Linked DNA regions of Homo sapiens: region 1 is linked to region 2. A link is an interaction called in ENCODE POLR2A ChIA-PET data of the cell type or tissue named here. Cell type or tissue: IMR-90. All regions are shown on one strand.

What was found. Peaks named below come from ENCODE experiments on the same cell type or tissue, not always from the same donor. Only the 100,000 strongest peaks of a DNase experiment are listed, where the experiment ranks them.
Region 1: POLR2A ChIA-PET joins it to region 2 with 5 read pairs; 6 of 35 experiments call an interaction of 5 or more read pairs at or near these places.

Annotation. Positions count from the first base shown.
Region 1 is chr11:4,038,047-4,040,546 of GRCh38, forward strand. The region is part of intron 3 of STIM1 (stromal interaction molecule 1); the gene reads left to right. Among named protein-coding and RNA genes, the nearest start is that of RRM1, 56 kb to the right of the region's middle. In IMR-90, no CTCF peak of the experiment used is centred here; a DNase peak (open chromatin) is centred at 1,105; H3K27ac peaks cover 995 bases.
Region 2 is chr11:3,973,625-3,976,124 of GRCh38, forward strand. The region is part of intron 2 of STIM1 (stromal interaction molecule 1); the gene reads left to right. It also overlaps the pseudogene HNRNPA1P76. Among named protein-coding and RNA genes, the nearest start is that of PPIAP40, 81 kb to the left of the region's middle. In IMR-90, no CTCF peak of the experiment used is centred here; no DNase peak of the experiment used is centred here.

The DNA.
Region 1 (2,500 bases), 64 kb after region 2:
TTTTTTGAGACAGAGTCTTGCTTTGTAACCCAGGCTGGAGTGCAGTGGTGTGATCTTGGCTTACTGCAACCTCTGTCTCTTGGGTTCAAGAGATTCTCGTGCCCCAGCCTCCTGAGTAGCTGGAATAACAGGTGCATGCCACTACGCCCAGCTAATTTTTGTATTTTTAATAGAGATGGGGTTTTGCCATGTTGGTCAGGCTGGTCTCGAACTCCTGACTTCAGGTGATCCGCCTACCTCGGCTTCCCAAAGTACTGGTGTTACAGATCTGAGCCACTGCACTGGGCCTACTTTCAAGATATATTATAACATGTCACATGTAGTATAAGAAGCTTCCAGTAGCACATATACCCTAAAACTTAAAGTATAATAATAAAAAAAAAAAGAAGCTTCCAGTAGTGTATTTTCATTTCCCTCTCTCAAGCTTAGATTTTAATCCTTGCACTGTGGCTTGGAAATTCAAGGCCATAAGCTGGGGCAATTGTATAACTTCCCTCATTTGTTTCCTATCTCTCAAGAGTCATTGTCCTTTGTAGGCTGATGTCCAGTGTCCTGAAAACCATTATTTCATATATGTTGTCTTTTTTGGGAGGGGTAATTTTAATTCAGGAGGGAGGGTAAATTCCATCTCTGGTACTTCAGCTTACCCTGAAACAGAAGTGTCAGCTGAATCTTCTTTTGCTTGGGCCGTTGTTCTTCATATACCATTATTCTTGGCCCAGCCTAGCTCTACTGCTATGTATCTTTCACTTGGTTCCAGATCTGACGAGGTCTTTGCTTACATTTTTCAGAGTTTTCCCATTTTTCTCTCATACATGAAACAAACAAGTTAGGGCATCAAATTTCTGGGTGTAAGAAATATTCTCAAATGGAAGTTGGAGAAATAAAGATACTGTTAAAAATGTTACAAGTAAATACCTGTATAGCAATAAATAGTAATCATGTTATTTTGAAAGAATAAATACTGGCTTTCCTATTGGTCGGATAACCCTTCAGCTTGTGTAGGAGTAGCGATAAGCTTAGATCACAACTGCTGTCTCATTTGAGACTCAACAGAATAAGATATCCAAAGCTTAGTAATTTTTGATGAAAAAAAATTATAGAAAATGTTGGCTCTGTGTGGTGACTCATGCCTGCAATTCCAGCCCTGTGAGAGGATCACTTGAGCCCCAGAGGTTGAGGCTACAGTGAGCTATGGTCATGCCACTGTACTTCAGCCTGGGTGACAGAATGAAACCCTATCTCTGAAAAAAAGAAAGAAGCTGGGCGTGGTGGCTCATGTCTGTAATCCCATCACTTTGGGAGGCTGAGGCAGGTGGATCACAAGGTCAGGAGTTCAAGATCAGCTTGGCCAACATGGTGCAACCCCGTCTCTACTAAAAATACAAAAATTAGCTGGGCATGGTGGCGGGCACCTGTAATCACGGCTACTCGGGAGGCTGAGGCAGATAATTGCTTGAACCCAGGAGGCAGAGGTTGCAGTGAGCTGAGATCATGCCACTGCACTCCAGCCTGGGCAACAGAGTAAGACTCCATCTCAAAAAAAAAAAAAAAAAAAACGAAAGAAAGAAAATGTCAGTGATTTTTTTTTCATGTTTATCTGTGAGATGTTAGTCAGATGTATTGAAATTAAATGTCCATCTGTAATCTCAAAATGAATTACCTTATCTGGGAGAAAAGAGTAATATGTACACATAAATAAAAATCTGATGATATTTTATTTTATTATATTGTACTTTTTGATGGTGTCTCACTCTGTTGCCCAGGCTGGAGTACAGTGGCGTGATCTTGGCTCACTGCAACCTCTGCCTCCCAGGTTCAAGTGATTCTCCTGCCTCAGCCTCCCAAGTAGCTGGGTTTGCAGGTGCCCACGATGACGCCCAGCTAATTTTTTGTATTTTTAGTAGAGATGGGGTTTCATCATGTTGGCCAGGCTGGTCTTGAACTCCTGACCTCATGTGATCTGCCTGCCTCGGCCTTCCAAAGTGCTGGGATTACAGGTGTAAGCCACCGTGCTCAGCCCTGATGGTATTTTATATCTTGAGAGTTTATTTATATTTTAATGCTGTAGTTCTCTGTTATTCCTTATCTACCTCTGTGGTATTGGCCCTAGAAGGTAGTGTTTTTCTCCTATAATTTATGTAAACATTTCTGTGTTAAAAATTTACTGAGTACCTTCTATATACTAGGCATTGTGCTAGATGAGTTTAGCATACAAGGTCCATGCTTATTTCTCTGATCTACTTGTTTTCCATCATTCCACACCACATCTCCTCTGGAAGTGCACTGCTTTATTGGCAGTTCCTAGGAAATGTTGTTCTTTTTCATCCCATGGTGCTTTCATATATGCTGTTTCCTCTATTCATCTTTCTCATTTGTTGATCTGTTTAAAACTCAATTAATCATTTCTTTAAGTCTTCTTCCCTGAAAACCACAGGCTAAGTTAGGTGTCTTCTTCTGTGTTCCCACAGCCCCTATCTCTTCACAGCCCTTAGCACAC
Region 2 (2,500 bases):
CCTGGGCAAGTGATCCCCTGCCTCGGCCTCCCAAAGTGCTAGAATTACAGGCATGAGCCACTGCACCCAGCCAGTATTTCTTTTAAAAATATTTGTTTATTTATTTTGAGACAAAGTCTCACACTGTCGGCCAGGCTGGAGTTCAGTGGTGTGCGCATGGCTCACTGTAGCCTTTACCTCCCAGGCTCAAACGATCTTCCTGTCTCAGCCTCTTGAATAGCTGGGACTATAGGCACATGCCACCATACCCAGCTAATTTAAAACAAATTTTTTTAAATTTAAAATGTATCTTTTTTAAAGCCCCCAACAAATATCCTTTTCATAGTTAAGTGGGCATGTGGTCTTTGAGAATCTTCTCTTGATACAGCTCTTCTGTCCACCTTATGTAGCCTTGCATTCACGGCTGCATCCACCTCCTCCACAGTGGCATATGTGACAAACCCAAAGCCCCTGGAGCACTTGGTATTTGGATCTCTCATTACCACAGTCTGTGAGTGCTCCCTGTTGCTCAGAATGGCTCATTGGACCCTCACTGGTCATTTCAAAGCTCAACTCTCTGATGAAGAACTTCTACAGCTGTTGGGACTACTTAAGAGACTCTGTCTTAGACATGATAGCAGTGGGAAGAGAGACTTTAATGATGTTTTCAGCGGCATCCATGGGTAGAAAAAGCCATTCTCGTTTCTAATTGCTGAATATACTCTGCTGTGAAATTAGACTTAGGGCAAACTGAGACTCAGTAGGCATGTTATAGAAAAATATATAATCAGGCCAGTTGTGGTGGCTCACAGCTGTAATCTGAGCACCTTGGGAGGCTGAGGCAGGAGGATTGCTTGAGCCCAGGAGTTCAAGACCAGCCTGGACAACATAGGGAGACTCTATCTCTACCAAAAAAAAAAAAAAAAAGCCAGATATTGGCACAGAGACCCTAAAAGAGACTTTTTAAGAGTCTCTTAAAAGAAAAGAAAAATATATAATCATTTGTGTAGGGGCAGCTAGTTTGGTTAAGTGCCATCTTTGCTTGCTTCTCTTCTGGATAGCAGAGGCTATGTATTGTGGGCCCTTCAGATGTGCAAGATGGCTCTATTGGTGATGGTGCCCTTCTTGCAGAGCTGGCAGGGAGTTCTACCAGGCTGGCAGTATGAGAATTCATGACCTGTGTTCTGTTCAAACTTCTGGTGGGGTTTGCTCCATGGGCAAAAGATTTGTTGCAGTGGGATGGTACTGTTAGGTTGTCCTTAACAGTATGAGTTGGGCAGACAAGGGCCTACCTAAGACCATTGTCCCCTTGACTGGACCAGACTTTTTGAGAGCAGTGCTATTTTCTTTTCTGGAGCCTACATGGCAAATCAGGGCATTTATTCAGTCATTAAACAAATTCTTATTTAATACATATTAAAGCCAGGCACTATTCGAAGGCTAGGGATTCCACAGTGTACAAAACAGATAAGATCCCTGCTTTTAGGGAGCTTGCGTTCTAGTGATCTGTATGTCACAGGTGATTAAGTGATAAGAAAACTTTGAAATTAGGCAGAACTGTGATCAGATTATAGTAGTCTAGTGACTTTGCCTTTGGTTTTCTCAGGGTAAAGTGGTAGTTAATGATTCCTACCATTGCAGCGTTGTTGTCAGGATTAAGTGAGAAAAGTGCTGTTTAAAGTTCCCAACACAAAGAATTCTCAAAACTCGACAATAGAAAATAAGCCAGGCCAGGTGTGGTAGTGGCTCACGCCTGTAATCCCAACACTTTGGGAGGCTGAGGCAGGCAGATCACTTGAGGTCAGGAGTTTGAGACCAGCTTGGCCAACATGGCAAAACCCTCTCTGTACTAAAAATACAAAAAAATTAGCTGGTGTGGTGACACGTGCCTGTAATCCCAGTTACTGGGAAGGCTGAGGCAGGAGAATCGCTTGAAGCCGGGAGGCGGAGGTTGCAGTGAGTGGAGATCGCACCACTGCATTCCAGATTGGGCAACAAAGTGAGACTCTGCCTCAAAAAAAAGAAGAAGAAGAAGGAAGAAGGAAGAAGGAAGAAGAAAATAAGCCACTTAATAAAAAATGGGAAAAGATTTGAACAGAGACTTCAAAGTAGATATATGGATGGCTAATAAGCTATGAAAAGATACTCAATATTATTAACCATTAGGGAAATGCAAATTAAAACCATAATGAGGTATCACCACATGCCTGTTAGAATGGCTAAAAATAAAAAATGGACAATATCAAGTCCTGGACGAGGAGGAAGAGCCACTGGAACTCTTGCTGATGGGAATGCAAGATGATACCGCCAGTCTGGAAAAGTTTCACAGTTTCTTACAAAGTTAAATATATGTCCCAGCAATTCTTCCTCTAGGTATTTACCCTATGAATAAATGAAACTTTATATTCACAGTAGAACCTGTATATGAATGTTTATAGTATCTTTATTTGTGATTGCCAAAAACTGGACATAACCCAAATGTCCTTCAATGTATGAACGGATAAACAGACTATGGAAAACT